2 separate regions of the Homo sapiens genome follow, and region 1 is linked to region 2. The links are chromatin loops, found by intact Hi-C in ENCODE. Cell type or tissue: heart left ventricle. All regions are shown on one strand. Links, peaks and the distances in the headings refer to the core of each region. The heading gives the core; the rest is flanking DNA.

Evidence for each region. Hi-C counts contacts between places; a loop is a spot of excess contacts. Peaks named below come from ENCODE experiments on the same cell type or tissue, not always from the same donor. Only the 100,000 strongest peaks of a DNase experiment are listed, where the experiment ranks them.
Region 1: it touches region 2 in a loop (4-fold over the local background); 3 of 110 quality-filtered maps call a loop at or near these places.

The regions. Positions count from the first base shown.
Region 1 is chr2:174,555,881-174,565,657 of GRCh38, reverse strand. WIPF1 (WAS/WASL interacting protein family member 1) reads left to right here. Exons shown (of 8, transcript NM_001375834.1): 8 at 3,056-6,084. The coding sequence ends at 3,111. It also overlaps the pseudogene RNU6-5P. Among named protein-coding and RNA genes, the nearest start is that of WIPF1-AS1, 14 kb to the left of the region's middle. In heart left ventricle, for the core only: no CTCF peak of the experiment used is centred there; a DNase peak (open chromatin) is centred at 4,197; H3K4me3 peaks cover 256 bases; H3K27ac peaks cover 1,164 bases.
Region 2 is chr2:174,986,054-174,995,830 of GRCh38, reverse strand. The region is part of intron 1 of CHN1 (chimerin 1); the gene reads left to right. Among named protein-coding and RNA genes, the nearest start is that of CHN1, 14 kb to the left of the region's middle. In heart left ventricle, for the core only: a CTCF peak has its summit at 5,389; no DNase peak of the experiment used is centred there.

The DNA of each region.
Region 1 (9,777 bases), core at 1,151-9,150, 430 kb after region 2:
TAAAGTAATTTTTGGTTGGTTGGTTCCAAACCTTATAGGAGATTAATAACAGCTAAAGTTAAGACTGGTGAGAAGCAAAATCACTGACATGGGAGAGAAGTGACAGATGGCAGTCCCAGGTCAGAGGAGGAGACAGGAACATGGCTGTGCTGTGTGTCACAGCGCAGGACAACACCAGATGTTTCTGTTGGGTTGAATTTCTATTGGGTTAAATGGAATTAAATTAATTGAGTCAAACTGTGCTTTGTGCCTCTGTAGAAAAATTTAAAGAGTTAGAAAATATAGGAAAATTTCCATGGACAAATGCTAGAAGAAAACAGAATACTACTGCTTAAAAGGAAAACTTTAATTCCTGAAAAGATTTGTTTCTGTGGAAGACTGCATTCATAGACAATACCTAATGAAGAAGTATAGCTATAATAAAATTATTATACAAGAGTTGATGATTGAAATTTTTAGTGAAGGCCAGGCACGGTGGCTCACGCCTGTAATCCCAGCACTTTGGGAGGCTGAGGTGGGCAGATCACCTGAGGTCAGGAGTTCGAGACTAGCCTGACCAACATGGAGAAAACCTGTCTCTACTAAAAATACAAAATTAGCCGGGCATAGGGGCGCATGCGTGTAATCCCAGCTACTCAGGAGGCTGAGGCAGGAGAATTGCTTGAACTCAGGAGGTGGAGGTTGCGGTGAGCAGAAGTCGCCATTGCACTTGAGCCTGGGCAACGAGAGCGAAACTCCATCTCAAAAAAAAAAAAAAAGTGTTAGTGAAAAGTAAGTTTTCACATGGGACAGATATCTTTGAATGGTGTGTGTGTGTGTGTGTGTGTGTGTGTGTGTGTGTGCACCAGAAGAAGGGCTTCTGTTTGATAAGAGTACAGCCCTTCTTCCTTCTTGGGCACCAATAAATGAATTGACTTTAAGGAGTTGTTCATATAGACTCCAAATATTTTTCCTAACTTATTATTTGCTTCTTATTCTAAATATTATTTCTATTTTTAAATTGGTAATAGACCATCTTCCCTGTACCCTCTAGATCTTTAATGGAATAGCTAAGCATATATCTTCTCCCATCCTCCTTTAAGACTTGAGTAGGCAATGTAAGGACTAGAACTGTGTCCTGCTCACTATTGCACCTTCCTTGAGGGGCACAGAGCCTGAAACATAAAGGGCATTTTCAAGTATTTCTTTTTAAAAATTTTCTTATAGAGACAGGATATCTCTATGTCACCCAGGCTGGTCTTGAGCTTCTGGCCTCAAGTAGTCCCCTGCCTTAACCTCCCAAAGCACTGGATTATAGGCATGAGCTACCATGCCTCGCCTAAAAGTAGTTTTTAAATTGGTGAATTAATTTCCACAGTCTACCAAAATTTTTTTGTAGATTTGCCTTAAATATTTCCAGCATTAGGCATGTTTAATATTTTATAATGATAATGGATCATCTAACAAAAATAAATAAGGCACCGTCGAGTACCAAGTTTTCCTCTGCTCTGCAGCAGCCTCAGCCTCCAAGCCCACAGCCTGAGAGCGCACCCAGACAGCCCTGAGCAGTACCGAATGCACTTGGAGTGCCCTCTAATTACAGCTTTGGACAAGGCCAGCCCTCATTCTACTAACCACTTGTGGCGGGTCAGTTGATGGTCAAGGCCCCATGATAGGTGTCTGGTTTACATCCAGATGAGTCTTTTCTCAGATGCCTGCCCAAGAAAATATTTGGTTGGGATGGTGAGAGGAAGAGGTGCTTCTTTCAGTGTTTTCTCCTAACTCCCTTCCTTGCTCAGAAATTTGGTTCTTTCTCAGAAATCCCTAAGTGGACCAGTAGGGTCCCTATCAAGATGCCTACTTGAGGAATCTGCCAGTTCCAGCCCACTGAGTCTCAGAGCAGTGGTTAGAGCAGACCTACCTGATTGACACATGCCCCAGTTAGACCTGTTCACAACATCTGAGCACCTGACCTCATGCCAAACACCTGTTAAATCCTCAACAAATGTTTGTGTAGTAAATGAATTTTTTTTATGTGAATGGGTTTTAAGCCTAGTTACAGTGGACTGATAGCCCATGAATAGCTTGGTTTTGGTTTTTATTTTGTTTTTGAGACAGGGTCTCACTCTGTCACCCAGGCTGGAGTGCAGTGGCGCAATCTTGGCTCATTGCAGCCTCGACCTCTCAGGTTCAGGTGATCCTCCCACCACAGCCTCCCAGGTAGCTGGGACTATGGGACAGGCGCACACCAACATGCCCGGCTAATTTTTGTGGAGACAGGGTTTTGCTATGTTGCCCAGACTGGTCTCAAACTCCTGAGCTCAAGCCATCATCCCTCCTCAACCTCTCAAAGTGCTGGGGTTACAGGCGTGAGCCACTGCAACTGGGCCGTGAATAACTTTTAAAAGAACACATCGACAGAGTACTTGAAAAGGTGTTCAACATCACTAACTTTTATGAAACTGCAAATAAAACTATAGTGAGATACAACTTTACACCCATTAGAATGGCTACTGTCAGAAAAGCTTTCTAATTTTTAATTAGAAGATACCTAAATGCCCAACAAAAGGGAATTGACTAGGTAGACTGTAGTGTAGTCATATTTTGGAATGCAGACTGTCATTAATAATCTTTGCAAAGAGTAATGCCTTCGAAAGATGTTCAAACTGACTATATGATCTTATTTCTGGAAGAAAACGGGGAACTGTTTCTAAGTAAAAAATATACACATAATTGGTTATCTCTGGGTGCTGGAGGAATGGGTGAGTTCTTTGTTTTTACTCATCCATATTTTCTAAATCTATAATAAGCACACACTGTGATAAGAAGAAAATGATTTTTTTTAACTTTGTGCAAGTACTTGGGAGCCAGTGATGGATCACCCACCATGATGTTTATTCAGAACATTACTTGCTTGTTTTCACCTCTCACTTCTCATCCACAACATACGCCAGTTAGCTGACAGCCCTGGTCATAGGGATGAGGTAGTGGGTACCCGTGCAACCATCCCCGAGTTTCCACGATGAGAACATCAGCTTTCTAACCAAAATTATATTTTGTCTGTTTTTTCACCAAGGTGGATCCAACCGAAGAGAAAGGGGTGCTCCACCACTCCCTCCCATCCCGAGGTGATCTTTGCCTGCTCTTCTCTACCCAAGCTCAAGAGCTGCTTCTGTTGCTATCTAAGAACTGCATACCCTCCTCCCTGCTTCTTCCCTTGTGCCTCATGTATGGGCAGGAGGAAAGGTGGGAGGGGGAGTGGGAATATGCGTGTGTGGGTGGGAATCGGTAAGAAATGCACCTAGCTTTTCATATTGTGTTTATTCTCCAGGCTATTGCTTGCTTCAGCTGCAGCCTGCCTGTGCTGGCTGCTGGGGTCGATAGGCTTTTGTCGTAATAGGCAGAGATGACTTGCATCCCAGCTTTCCACCAACCAAATTCAAACATTCACTGCTTATTTGTTACAGACTGTAATTATTAAAGTCCCTGAGAGCTGTTTTCTCCCGTTCCTTTTTCGCATGCTTGGCCTCCTCTCTGTTTCTATGAACCACAGACCACCTAAGCAAGCTGCTGAGTAAGGGCTCACTGGAAACTTGCAGTCACAGGATGTCCAATCTTTGGCAGTCCGAGCTTGGCTCTAGGACAGAGCTGTCCAATAGAAATATAATGTGAGCCCCATATACAATTTTTACATTTCTAATATATTTTAAACAAGTGAAGTTAATATGCATCCAAAATATTTCAACCTGTAATCAACATAAAATTTTAATGAGATATTTTATATTATTTTTTGGTACTGAATCTTCAAAATCCAGAGTGTATTTTACACTTACCGCACATCTCCATTCAGACTAGTCACATTTTTAAGTGCTCAGTAGCCACATGTGGCTGGTGGCTACTGGATTAGACAGCACGAGTCTGGAAGATGGAAGCTAGTGCAGAAACCTCTTGTTTAAAAAACAAAAAAGGCAAGATGGGCTTGAGCGATTCAAGAGGCAACTAAAAATAAAATTAGGACCCAGCACCTTGTTTGACACACAGTTTGACCTTCGATTTTCCTCCCTTAACTTCCCTCTTCCCTTAATATCTGTATACAAGTGTTGCTTCAAAGTACCAAGGTCAGAAATTGATTGAGTACGGTTTACTAAAGTCATGTGGAATAAAGCCATTGGAAACAAATGGAAAGCCTGTCGGGACTTCTGGGCTCAGAACCAGCTGGCTCACGCACTCCACTTGTCAGCTGGACTTCTGCCTTGTGAAATGGAAGCAGCCTTTGTTCCTTTCTGGCTGAGCAAGCTCCTGAGGCTGGGAGAGACTAGGAAGGCTTGGTAGGAGGGGAAAAAAGTCAGGAAAATATATCAAATCAGAAACATGGAAGAAGAAGGGAACCGATTTGAGTTGGTGGGCAAAACTCTAAAAATCTAAATCTGATGCTTATGTAAGGGTTGAGCGAATTAGGGAGATTGCTAGTGGAAATTGGAGGGAATTTGTTTTGCATCATTTGTCTAGGATCTATGCAAATATAGCTCCACTAAAGGACCATAGGGAAGAGCCAGCCTTGCCTTTTCTTATATGATTTTGTTTACAAAATTTTACTGGGACTTTTAAATCTAGCTATAGAGTTGGGAAAAAATATTTCCACTTAGATATTTTACATGGTTTTGTTTAAAATTACCATTACTTGTTTTTTAAAAACACATGACCACATATGTATATGTATATCTACCTAAACATTGTATCATGGTTTCAGTATGTTATTCATGTATTACTGGGAGATGCTACCAAGAAACCAACCCAAAGAAAATTCTGAAAAATACATTTCTATTTATAGAATAAATGTTTCATTTATATAAAAGCAAAAGAACTTAGAGTTCTAATAAATGGGATGTCTAATAAATTATGAAGTTACTGATTTGAATATATTATATTTCTATAACTTCCTTGCCAAAGTCCTGATTTAGTACATTAGAGAACCTGTGTTTCCTCTCTCCTCTACCATTCATCTCTCTTCCATACAGTCATTTGGGCTTTTTACTCAAAGAGAATCAAGAAATAATAAGGTATAACAAGCTTGGCAAAGTGTTGGCTTTTTAAAAAAAAATTTTTTTAATCTCTAGCAGTTTGGTAATTTAGCAGCATCATTTATTTGGGATTCTTTTATCTGATTTCAACAGTGAAAAACATCCCTATGATAAAGCCTAATGACCCATTTCACAAAAGATGGAATTTGCCCTTCCTAGAAAATATGACGGAGAAAAGTCTGACTCAGAGAAAGTGGGTCTGAATTTTATAAGGGGTAGTAAGAATTGGACAATTCCTTTGCATATCTGAACTTGGCAGGTACCGTTCTAAATCTGAAACAGGGTGATAGCTCAAAGTTGCCATTCATCCAGAATAGATTGTTTTAGAATGTAGTGTTTAAGTGACTGTTTCATTAATACACCTACACCCTTTCTTTGAAAGTTTGCAACCTAATTGCATCTAAAACTATGAATAAGTTCTGTGGTAAAATCTTAAACTATGGAAAATTACAAAAATGAATTTTTCTTCCCTGAAATCAGAGCTTACATGTGTGTTTTTTTATAACATTTTCAGATAAATGTATTCAACATGTAATACAGTATTTTAACATTCACCTCTTATTTTATATTGAAATGTATTACAGTATTAAAACTCAGTGTTCAGTATTTATTTCACTATGCATTTTATTTAGTAAAAGCCAGGAGAAATGTTTAATCCAATGGTGCCTTACTTTGTGATTTAAAAGAAATCAACTTTTTTTTATGTCTAAGTAGTAGATTATTTGCATATTTGTAAAAACTGTTAGGTCTTTATATTTTAAAGTGTAATACCAGTTTTGTTATTTTAGTAGCAGAAATGGGATGATTGTTAAAGTTCCCCAAAAATGTTGGCATGAAATTAATTTTTCCCTCCTTATAGTCAAGGACCGTAGAGGAAGAAAAACTTTTTTTTCATACCATGCACTATGTAAACAGACACATTTTGCTATCTGTGTCATCAGGATAGTGTAAGTGGTAGGGTAGAGACTACCCTAGACATCTGCATCTTTGTAAGTTAGCCAGACAATAAAGAAAAGCAGAATGATATGGTGTCAACTGGTGGTTTTTCTTTTAAGTATTGTTTATGTAAATATAAACAAAAAAACAAGTGTCTGTTTTCGGTTTTAAACTGTGGAAAAGAAAGACAAACAAAAAAAGGTTTGTATAAGTAAGTAAATATTCATTGTACCTACTTGCTAATCCCATCTTCGTTTTTTCCGAGAATCTGCATCTTAGTCAAAATCTGTTTACTTGAGGCAGATGTTTGTACTAGGAGGTAAAGATGGATGGCTGAAGCAATGGAAGATGAAATTACAAAGACTGGCATGGATACTGATAAATACAGGAAAGGCCAATGGGAATTTAGGAGTCTGATAACTTTCTTAATTATCTGCTGTATGTATACATACAGATCTCAATATAGAAGAATGGCTAAGAGCTTAGGAAGACCTGGCTCCGTGTCTTACTTGCAAGTCACTTCACTAAACCTGTTTCCTTATCTATAAGGTGAGGAACTATCTTATAGCATTAATATATGCATTAAATGAGATAATGCACTCAGCATTTAGCCTTAGTGTAAGCACTCAATAAGGAGTAGCCACTATTAGTGTGAAGTAGGAAACAAATATTTATATAATGATCCCAAATTAACTGGAGCCAAATCCACTAGAAGGGGATCTACTAGTGTACTTTTAAAGGAAAGGAGCACTAGCTCCTAGATTGAAAAAATATCCATATCAGAAATGCAAAGCAACTTCTACATAAGGGTCACCTCACCTACCATCCTCCCTGTACCTCCAGGCCTGGAAAATGAAATTTTACCGTGCTTCAGTCATCAGAGAAGTATTATTAGGTTCAGTATGAAATAACAGAAATTAAGAGCCAGAACTTCGCAGATGGGGCAACCTTAGAATTTATGATCCACAATGGAACATTTTTGAGAGTGGAAGGGGTGCTAATAGTTGCAGTGGCAAAGCAGGTATAAGTCTGGGTTGCCTTGGAAAATGGGGCCGTGTGGTCACCCCACTCAGAGGTCATCCAGTCCAAACGTCTGGGCTTACAGATGGGCAATTTAAGGCCCTAAATGATGTGACTTCTCACTGTACTGTCCCATCTTCATAGTCTTTCCTGCCCCTCTCTCTATCACTGTTTTATGTGTCTTTCACATTGGCTGGAAAGAACAGGCCAAATGAGAGGTTACAGCGTCACAGCAAAAGCCGTGCACTCACAAATCTGCGTTTGGATTCTGGCTCTGCCACTTGCTCCCTGTGAGGCCATAGACAAATTATTTAAGTCTGAGTTCTAGCTTCCTCAAGTGCAAAATGGTTACAAAGCTTAAATAATACACATCCAGAAGCTTTGTAGGTGGTTTATTGAAAAAAAATAAATTTTAAAATAAATAAGTAAATATGCAAAACTCAAGCAAGATACCTGGCATATGTTAGGCACTCAATGAAAATTAACTCCATTTCATTTCTTAATCATTTTGCCATCAAACCTAGGCCATATTCATGACAGAATTCTCAAACGCAAAGAAGTCTTGACAAGTGCTCGCTTCGGCAGCACATATACTAAAATTGGAACGATACAGAGAAGATTAGCATGGCCCCTGCGCAAGGATGACACGCAAATTCGTGAAGCGTTCCATATTTTTAGATATACCTAATGCTAGATGACGAGTTAGTGGGTGCAGCACACCAGCATGGCACATGTATACATATGTAACTAACCTGCACATTGTGCACATGTACCCTAAAACTTAAAGTATAATAATAATAAATAAATAAATAAATAAAGAAGTCTTGACAAAATTCAGTTGCAGAATCTTTAGGAATAAAAATTGCTTTAAGTCTGGCCTCGTTTGTTCAAAGTGGAATTATTTATTTGATTCATTCATTTAATAAGTTTTTATTGAGCACTTACTGTTTACCAGCTTCACCACAAATGACCTATTAACTGGTATCCCCACCGTGACTGTAGTGGTCAAGTGATCTCTGAGTGGCAGGTAAGGAGGCCAGCACCCATTCCAAACAGGCATGGGGGCAACTTCAGTCACCCAAGCCATAGAGGGCTTGCTACTAGTGGAGAAGACACATATTTTATAGGTTCTTACCCCCTTAAGTAATTTATTTGCTTTCTTTCTAATCTCAATGTCATGGTAAATTACACTCGCTTTTTAAAAATTGTTAAACCTACAGGAACCTTGAAAAAAACAGTATTTGGAAAGATTTTTGATGACCAATAAGTTATATCTTTTGGGTTTTGATTAATTTGGAAGGTAAATTCAAGGATTCCCAGTTTTCTAAACATTCCAACTAACTGAAGGCTCCCTGGGTACCTAATAGTCACCAGTTCCCTTCTCCTTTGTCTTCCCCCAGTCTCACTTCCCTGCAGCCTGAACACTTGGCATTTAATGTCTATGTCGAGTTACATTTAGCATGTACGTGTTTCTCATACTGGTAAATGTTTAGAAATGTCCCACTCATCAACGTTATAGCACAAGTACCTTTGTCTTAAAATGTTGCTTCCATTATTACACAGGTGCATTTATAAGAAGCTAATTAAGCTCAAGCTGTAGGATCCCCCAGTTGCAAGGCGGGGGGGGGGGGGTTGGCTTCTAACTATTTATTATTATTTTTATTTTAAAGGGTCTCATTCTGTCACCCAGGCTGGAGTGCAGTGGCATTATCATAGCTCACTGCAGCCTCAGATTCCTGAGTTCAAGCAATCCTCCTGCCTCAGCCTCCTGAGTCACTGGGACTGACTACAGGTGCGCAACCATGCCTGGCTAATTTTTAATTTTTTTTTTGTAAAGAGGGGTGGTCTCGCCATATTGCCCAGGCTAGTCTCAAATTCCTGGCCTCGAGCAAGGCTCCCACCTCAGCCTCCTAATGTGCAAGGATTACAGGTGTGAGACACTGTGCCTAGCTGGGGCTTCAAGTTACATACTCATTTTCATATCTAGTTTTTTATTTATGATTTTATATTATCTTTCTTAAATAGGACAACTTATATTGTCTAAAGCTTCAGACATCACAAAACCTGGACCTGCCCTTGCAATTCTGCCTTGCTCAACTTCTGGTGGAGAACTCAACCAAAACAAATGTCTTAAAAACTTTAAGCCACCAGCTTCCTGTGAGTGACAGATATAAGAGAGCCAAAGTGTTTGCCTCCTTCATACTCCCTGAGTGACCTGTAAATGTCTCTAAAATAACATGGTCATTGCATTGCCCACATTGCATTAGAGTCAAAAGCCCCAGAACATGACCTATCTAAGAAAATACCTTTGAGGTCCCTGGAAAACAAGTCCAGCCGTTATTAGACGTTGCGCTCAAATTCAGCTTAAATTTTGGCCAGGAAGATGCCTACCAGAACACCTGGAATATCCATCATGGACTTAACATAAACGTTTTAGTCATAGGGACTCCCACCCTTTTCCTGTTTTCTGTCTGCCTTGGTAAGTTAAAGGTCACACATCAAAATGCTATCTATTTCAGATCAGTTCCAGAAACAAATAGCAGCAAATAATTGGAAAAACCCACATGATTTAATGGAGCTGTTGTACTCCCTGATATTTATTTGTACATTATTCAAATCATCAACAAACAGTAGTTGAGGAACTATAATTTATTAAGCACTAGGAATACAAAGATATACATAATACAATAGGAAGTTTTTAAATACTAGACCCAGAACCAAGTGTGAGTTTAAATTCTACATCTAATAAAAACTTCAGCTA
Region 2 (9,777 bases), core at 1,046-9,045:
AGCACTTTAAGTGGCTACTAAGTGACTTACTAGGTAGTGTCTACAGCATGGATATGCTGGACAAAGGAATTACATTCTTGGCAGCAGGTGTCCCCAACCCCCAAGCCATGGACTTGTGCTGGTTGGTGGCCTTTTAGGAACTGGGCCACACAGCAGGTGAGCAGCAGACAAGAGAGCATTAACACCTGCGCTCCACCCCCTGTCAGATCAGCAATGGCATTAGATTCTCATAGGAGCGTGAACCGTATTGTGAACTGCTCATGTGAGGGATCTGGGTTGCACACTCCTTATGACAATCTAATGCCTGTTGATCTGAGGTGGAGCAGTTGCATCCCAAAACATTCCCTTTGCATGCCCCCATCCCCCCACCGTCCATGGAAAAATTGTCTTCCATGAAACCAGAACCGGTCACTGGTGCCAAAAAGGTTGGGGACCACTGCTTGGTGGGATGGAGCTGTGTAGTGTAAGATTTCATCATGCTGCTCAGAATAGCATGCAACTTAAAAACTTGTGAATTGCTTATTTTCTGGAGTTGTTCATTTAATTTTTTCAGATTGCAGTTGACTGTGCGTAATTGAAACCATGAAAAGTGAAACCTTGGATAAGGATTTCTGTAATCAGTTACATCCCTGCCCTCATAACGCTTAAAATTTATCAAGGACTGTAAACTCAATGTTTGGCACATAATAGGTACTCAATCTAAGCAAATAAATGAAGAAAGAAAGAATAAACATATAACAATACTGTCACTGTATACATGTACCTTGTGAATAACCTTCAATCAATCTAAACATTTACTTTTATGTTTTTTCTTCCTTTATTATTTCACATTTTCCTTGCTTATTATATGAGAGTCTGTAATCGGAAACTTAAACCTGCCTCTTAGAAATTGGTTAGTTTACAATTTACTTCCCTCCTTAAAATCGTCCAGTGGTTCCTTGTCACCATTAAGTCCAAATTCCCTAGCTTGTATATAAGACTATCAAGATAGGACCCTTGACCTGTCTGACTTCATCTCTCACTGTCTCCCACTTAGAGACTGTGCTTCAGCCATGCTGGGCTACTTTCCAGAAAAAATTTTACTTAATGAGCCTTTGGCACCATCATGTCCCTATCCCTTCTTTGCCCTCACCTCTACACATCTTGCAAAACTCAGCTTGAATAATCGTCTCTTCTACCTGGCCTTCCTTTGTGCGTTACCCCTTTTCTGCATCCAGAGTGCCCTATACTACCCATCTCTGCCCTAGCACTTATTGTGTGGTGACGTAATAGTTTATAGTCTCGTGTCCCCCCATTGGATGAAGTTCCCTAATGGGAAAGCTATAGGTTTTTTTCTTTGTATATTTAACAACCGCCACAGTGTCTGCTGCATACCAGCTACTCAATAAATGTTGGATGTTATGGAGTCTACTGTATTTATTAAATTTGGGAGTTGACTGTAAGGCCCAGATCCATATGACATGGACTCCCTGTTTTCCTTTCGTCATTTTCTGTGCATTTTTAAAAATTTAGTAAATGTGTCATTCTGTCATCCCTTGGTTCTATATTCTAATATGGATTCCCCAACTGTAAGCTCACAAAAGCTCGAATAAAATAGAAATCTCTCTGGATCAAATTCTGTGAGGTTTAACTCTAATATTACTAACCACCAGCAGATGTTTCTAAATTATTTGGCATAATTAGATAACAAATTCCACTTCATTAAACTATTGTTCATTTTCATTTCAGTGGTACAAAGGGATTGTACATAAATTAGCTTGGTTTGTTCATGTTTTACCCTCACAGTAGGGAACATAATCAAACTGAATAGGAATTCAGTATGAAAATGGCTAATTTAACCTTTTCGAGGTCTGAAAATAAAAACAACATAATCTTTCATTAATTTGTCTGCTACAGGAACCTTCCTATTAGTTTTTAGATGGTTGTGAGAAGAGCAGATATAAACAGCAGTTTAAACATTAACATTTTTAAATGGATTAAAAAACCTTTTATTTCTGTTATTTATTAATGCCTCTTGTTTTTCTAGGAAGAATTTGAGGCAATTTACAAAAAGATTCAGTGCAAGAAGATTGAAACAATAATCATGGGAATTTGTTTTTCTCTGTCTTGTGTCATTAGGTTCTTCCTCTCCTTTGGGTTGTTTCCCTCTGATTGTAGCTGTGATTTGCCATTCCATATGGTAAAGCCTTTTTCTTTCTTTTTTTTTTTTTTAGTTTTGGTACCCTCTCAAGCACTGTCATGTGTTTTTTTGGTGCTCCTCCCATTACCAAGGACTTATTGAAAGAGAAGTCTCTGTATGCTCCCCTTCCACTTTCTACATGTCTGTTTTCATCTCTTCCCAGCCACGGTGCCACAGATAATAATTAGTTTTTAGGTGTTTGTGAATGTCATTCATCTCTAGTGAAAAAGGAGAGATTGACAACTGTTAAAGAAAAACTTATTCTAACGCTTGTTAAAGCAGCAAAGAAGATTGTATTTAAGATAATCATGATAGGTTGTCCAGACTATTGTGATAGGGGAGAGAGATTGGACTCAATTCCGAATATAACATGAACAAGCAGGAATTTATAACCATGAAGCAGGTTGTGGGGGTGGTGGATGGACAGTTACTAAGAGGAGACATCAAGGGTGGGGGAATTATTGCTAAACTGACATAACAGGATTCTTACTGAGGGCATGTCAGTGTGATCATATAACAAGGGTAGGGGGTTGAGGAATTCCATTAGCTAGCAAGTGATTGGAGCCAGGTGTGGTGGCTCATGCCTGTAATCGCAGCAGTTTGGGAGGCTGAAGCTGAAGGATTGCTTGAGGCCAGGAATTCAAGAGCAGCCTGAGCAATGTAGTGAGACTCTCATCTTTACAAAAAATAAAAAAATAGCTGGCATGGTGGCACACACTTGTAGTTCCAGCTATTTGGGGAGGCTGAGCCTGGAGGATTGCTTGAGCCCAGGTGTTAGAGCCCAGGCTTCGGTGAGCACTCCAGCCTGGGTGACAGAGTCAGACTCTGTCTCTTAAAAAAAAAAAAAGTGATTAGATATCAAAAGTAGAGGGATTCTCTCTCAACTGACTTAGCAGGCTTCTTGGTAAAACTGGGCTATGCAGGCCTGGTGGGGCGTGGGCCAAGGTGGAGGCCTGGTTGAGAAGAGGGCCTAGGAGAAGCCTGACTAAAGTTTGGTCAAGGAGAGCATCTTGTCACAAGTGTCATCTTATATTTGCTTCTGATCAACTGGAAGTGCTTTATCCATTAGGAGCCAGTATCCAGTGGCTTGTTTGAATATTTGTTCTTTCTGCACTATTTGATGTTTTTGATTACATCTTTCTTCTTAAAACTTTTTTCTCTCGTCTTTTGAGACATTGTTTTCTGCCGCTATTCCTTTTCCTCCCTTTCCTATGCTTCAGTTTGTTCTGTTTGATCCCCTCTATGTCAGTGCTTTTCAAGAACTGACCTTCTTTTCTCTTTTGGAAGCATGTAGGTTTCAACAGTGAACACCGTGTGAATGATTCCCAAGTCTTTTATCTATCTCCAGCCTGCCCTTCCATACACTCCACAGCTCTATCTGGATTTCCTATAGACACTTCAGACGCCACATGTTCCAGCCCCACATTCTTTGTGTTTATTCTTCCATCCTCTCTTTCTTTGCCTCTGATACCCAACCAGCTGCTAACTTGCAGACTGGTCTTTGCATGGCTTTCATACTTCTTTCTTTCTGTGGCTCTGCCTTTCCTTTGAGTTCTGCAACCTCTTCCTCTGCCCTCTGTCACCCATCAGAAGGAGTCCCTTCATGTTCTGAATTCTGTATCATTTTTTCTGTGAATCTCTCATGACATTTGTGAATGCATTTCTTTCGTAATAGTTATGTATCTTATTTTTGTCATCTTTTCTAGACTGACAGTTTCTCTAAAGTAAGATTCATTTCTTTTTCATTTCTGTATTCCTCGCAGTGCTTAAACTTAGCACAGTGCTTCACACATAGCAGGTACTTGAAAATATTTGTTAAATGAATAAAATAGCTCCCCTAAACCATGGTATTCCTGTAGCTTAACAATTTCCAGGGTAGAAATATAAAGCATTTTTAAAGTTATTCTATTGCTTTATAATACTTTAATCAAGTTATCAACAGTTAACATTTCCAGATCTCTTATATATTGTTTTTGTTAACTAATTATCTCATTTTCAGGCTTTAACAGAAAAAATACATGTATTCCTGCAGTATTGTTTCATGTCAAGGGCAGGTATATCACTTACTCTGGAATTGGTTCCTTTTGCTAGCTTATCTTTTCCCAAAAGTTTCCTGTGAAATTACAGTTACATTTATACTGTTATATTTTATAAAAACCTCTTTATCCTTCTTTTAACTTTCAAACCAGAGGAGAAGGGACACTAAACAGTATCTATAAACACAGGGCTTGTTATAATCCAGGTTGATTTTCTGGCCCCTTTAATGTTGTCATGTGTCCAGTAGTCAACTGGAAACAGAAACCTTCTGGGGGGACCATGCTAAAGGTAGGAAAAATGATGGGTTCTTCTGCTCTGAGAGCTGTTCTCTCTTCTTTTAGACTTTTCTAGGCTGTTAGCAAGGAATTGGTGAAGGGAAGCCTTTCTTTGTTCAGGTCTCCCTTTCAGACCCTGGTGGGTTAGCCAAGTTCATAGGACGTTTACATATTAGTCCTCCACTTAAAAACTAGCTTGTGTTTTGAAGGTTGCTGAATAGATGTCACTAAGTAGTAGACCAAAAAGCTCACCCTAATGATTGTTTTACAGAATGGAATATATTAAACCATGACCCTTTTAAAAGATGCAGTCAGTGGTTTATATGACATTTCACTTATTGCTTATTATAATATTTAATTCTGAAAAAAATGTTTTGATGAAATTGACTTTACTACTCCTGTAAGTTGTTCCTATAAGATGATTTTGCCTCTTAAGTCTTTGGATGGTATTTATTACTATTCTGAGATTTGTATCTCAAATTTGGATGTTATAAAGATGTCATTATATATGTGTACAGCATATGTAATTAAAGATGAGAGCCATGAAAATGCAATTCATGTTTCTTTTATCATAATGTTTAAAAGTTGACTAGATATTTTAAAGTTATTGTATATTCCTGGGAAGAGAAATGCTTCTCTGGGCGTGTCGGTTCATTTTTTTTAGTTGAAGTTAAAAGGATAGATTATTTCAAAAGAACAAGAAAAGGAACAAGATGGATTAATAATACAGTGGTAAAAAGAAAGGGGGCAACAGACATCGCTATACAGTAGGGACACTTGCAGAATACTTAAAGGCTTGTCATCCTGAATTTTCCAGACACATGGCTCTGCAGTTCTCTGGAGAGCCACAAGCCCCTTTCTTGCAGGGGCGGGACAGGTTGGTGGGGATTGGAGTGGGTAGGGGAAGATCTGCTGTTCCTAGGTCTCTCCAGACAGAGGAGCTCTTGCTTTCTCTTTTAGTGTTTATTTCTTCCTCTCTTCTCCCTCCCTCTCCATCTTGCCCGCCCCCCCGCACCCCCCCACGACCTCGCACTCTTGCTCTTGCGCTCGCGCTCTCTCTCTCTCTCTCTCTCTCTCACACACACACACACACACACACACACACAGACACACCACACACACACACCCCGCACACACCAAGTCTGCCAATGTCAGGAGCAATGGGAAGGAAAGAGCAGTGATTGAACACACAGATCCCAGAACTTACTCATTTGGATGAGACCTTATTCAGCTCAAGATGCCTTCTCATGTCACTCTTCTAATCAAAACTTCTTCTTTTACCTTTATTCAAGTATAATAATTGATCTTCAGAGGCATATGACAATTTTTAAACTTTTTTTTGAAATAATTTTTAGTTAAAGGTTGATCAAAATCTTAATAGAAAAAGTCCAGTGTTTTCAGGTCTTATCTGTTTGTACCAGGGGAAGAAGGAAAATTGATGTATGTTATTTACATTAATATTAGATAATTTGTAAAAGATCTGTCCCAAAATAGTTTTTTTCATTGGTAAGAGTACATTTAAGATAAACATGCAACTTTTTTTTTTTTTTGAGACAGGGTTTCACTGTGTTTCCCAGGCTGCAGTGTGGTGGTGTGATCACTGCTCACTGCAGCCTTGACCTCCTGGGCTCAGGCGATCCTCCCACCTCAGCCTCCCAAGTAGCTGAGACCACAGGTGCGAGCCACCATGCCCAGCTAATTTTTAAATAATCTGTAGAGACAGGGTCTCCCTGTGTTGCCCAGGCTGGTCTCGAAGTTCTGGGCTCAAGCACTCCTCCCACCTTAGGAGGAACCTTCAAAGTGTAATTCTTCAAAGCTCCAGGATTACAGGTGTGATCCACCATGCCAGGCCTAATATGCAACTTTAATATGTTGCTTACTGTGTGTTTTCAGCTGTCATAATTATTAGGTGGCAAGGCACAGTTTTTAAAAGTTGACGTATTTATCTTTTTTTTCTTTTTTTTGAGTTGGAGTTTCCTCTTGTTGCCCAGGCTGGAATGTGGTGGTGCCATCTCAGCTCACTGCAACCTCCGCCTTCTGGTTTCAAGCCATTCTCCTGTCTTAGCCTCCCGAGTAGCTGGGATTACAGGCGCCCGCCACCACACCTGGCTAATTTTTGTATTTTTAGTGGAGACGGGGTTTCACCATGTTGGCCAGGCTGGTCTCGAACTCCTGACCTTGTGATCTGCCCACCTCAGCCTCCCTAAATGCTGGGATTACAGGTGTGAGCCACCATGCCTGGCCTTGTTTATCTTTTATTTTAAAATTTAAACAGGTTTATGGTAATACAGTTAAACTACATAGTTCATAGGACTTTTAGCAGATTGAGAGATGAAGACTTTATAATAGATTAATTTCACTACTATTTTTGAAAAAATGCAGCAGCTTTTAATAATAAATACCATTGAACAGTACTTTTTCTGACTTACGATTTGAATGCAGACAGAAATGGTAATGTGAACTGAAATAAAGTCTAATACTTTAAACCCTTGTGTTCTTTCAAATCTGTTTCCCTAAATTACAGCAATATACACCTTCTTTCAAATTATAAAAATAATTTATTGTTAATGCTGAGATATTAAGCTGAGATGAACTGGTATATTTCATACTGTATTTATTAACACTTTACATGCTGTCTGTTTTCTAAAGAGCTCAAACCAGTGATGAGTTTTATAGGCTCATTTTATTTTCCACTGCCATATTATAAGAAGATTCATAGCTGCTGAGAAAGCTGCCATAGAATATTATCTGTCATATTGTCTCAAGGCAACTAAATATATTGTTATAAGTAATCACTAATAAAGCACTAAGAAAAAAATATTAGCAATATTTGCAAAACGGTACACTCTGTGCTAATTTTATTGAAACAGAGTTGGGAAGTTGTAGACAATTAAAAATGCCATCAAATCTTACGCCAACTTAGACTTGGCCAAAATGTTCACCTATTTTTCCCCAAGTATTTGGTCTTTTTTTTTTTTTTTTTGAGACGGAGTTTCACTCTGTTGCCCAGGCTGGAGTGCAGTGGCGCGATCTCGACTCACTGCAAGCTCCGCCTCCCGGGTTCACGCCATTCTCCTGCCTCAGCCTCCCGTGTAGCTGGGACTACAGGCGCGCACCACCATGCCCGGCTAATTTTTGTATTTTTAGTAGAGACGGGGTTTCACCGTGTTAGCCAGGATGGTCTCGATCTCCTGACCTCGTGATCCGCCCGCCTTGGCTCCCAAAGTGCTGGGATTACAGGCGTGAGCCACCGCGCCTGGCTGTTGTCACTTTTTATGGCCCAATTTTACTCATACTTGGAAAGTCTCATTATGTACTAGCATGTTAGTGTTCTTTAGCATGTGAAAATTTTGGAGGGTTTTTTTTGGTCTTTCTCAGTTTAGACCATCCTCACCATAGTTAAAACTCACATCTCCCTCTCCCTCATCCTGGATAAGGTAAAACTGACTGTCAATAACCAGGTCTAAGAAGACAACACATCTATATAAAATTGCCATCATCTAAATATGTAGTCTCAACAGTTATTAAAATCTGTCTCCCTTCAACCTAAAAAGTGAAATAAAAGCAGTTTCTCCTTACTTACCTCTGTAAAAGAATATTATAACCTGCCAAGCACGGTGGCTCATGCTTATAATCCCAGCACTTTAGGAAGCCGAGGCAGGTGGATCATGAGATCAGGAGTTCGAGATCATCCTGGCCAATACAGTGAAACCCCATCTGTACTACAAATACAAAAATTAGCTGGTGGCGGGCTAATACAAAAATACAAAAATTAGTGGTGGTAGGCGCTTGTTATCCCAGCTACTCGGGAGGCTGAGGCAGGAGAATCACTTGAACCTGGGAGGTGGAGGTTGCAGTGAGCCGAGATTGCGCCACTGTACTCCAGCCTGGGTGACAGAGCTATACTCTGTCTCAAATAAAAAAAAAAAAAAAGAAAAAAGAGTATTATGACCAAGAGGCCGTAATATAATTTGAGTTTCTATGTATATGGCAGTGCCATGTAAATCTAGAATGTTAATATTTCCTCTTTCTTGCTATGTGAAATAATAAAACCATACTAGAGTTGACCCTTGAACATGATGCTTAGGAGGGCAGATATCCCCTGCCCCCTGCCCCGCCTAGTCTGTCAAAAATCCACGTATTTGACTTCCCCAAAACTTTACTAATAACCCACTGGTTACTGGAAACCTTACCAATAACATAAACAATTGATTAACGCATATTTTGTGTTATATGTATTGTATACTGTATTCTTACAATAAAGTAAGCTGGAGAAAAAATGTTATTAACAAAATAATAAAATCGGCTGGGCGTGGTGGCTCATGCCTGTAATCCCAGCACTTTGGGAGGCCAAGGCAGGCAGACCATGAGGTCAGGAGATGGAGGCCATCCTGGCTAACACAGTGAAACCCTGTCTCTACTAAAAATACAAAAAATTAGCTGGGCGTGGTGGTGGGCGCCTGTAGTCCCAGCTACTCGGGAGGCTGAGGCAGGAGGATCGCTTGAACCCAGGAGGCAGAGGTTGCACTGAGCCCAGATCGCGCCATTGCACTCCAGCCTGGGCAACAGAGTGAGACTCCGTCTCAAAACAAGCAAACAAACAAAAAATCATAAGGAAAAGATATTTATTGAAAATATGTGGATCGTTGTAAATGTCTTCATCTTTGTTGTCTTCATGTTGAGTAGACTGAAGAAGAGGAGGGGTTGGTTGGTCTTACTGTCTTAAGGGTAACAGAAGCACAAGAAAATCTGTTTATAAGTAGAACCACGTGGTTCAAACCCATGTTGTTTAAGGGTCGGCTGTATTTCTAAAGTCTAAAGAGAATCATGGACATTGTGACTCTGGGGTGTTTTCTTTCGTATTAGTCTTGTGTTTGTTTTCGTCTTTACATACTATGTATCTTAACTCTTAATCTGTAAACTTTTGGTTATTAGGCATACACATATGGTGGATCTATGGATGTGTCTATTCATTAGTTCCACTATATTTTAGAATTCTTGGTAACTTTTTTGGTTTATATTTTATGAAAAACAAAGGGCCCCCTTTTCTTTTGCAAGGTGTATTCTATAGCTGTGTTCGCTATATTATAAAATTAGGAGAGTAATTCTAACTTCTCTGCTGAGTAGGTGCTTTTTAAATTTCTTTGGTATATCAGATTCTCAAGCTTCATTACATAATATATCTCTGTGGCATAACTCCTGAAGATAATATAGGGATCCAGTGTGACGGTTTGGCTATAAATATTTCACATGATTTAGAATAATCTAATCTCAAATCCACAATTG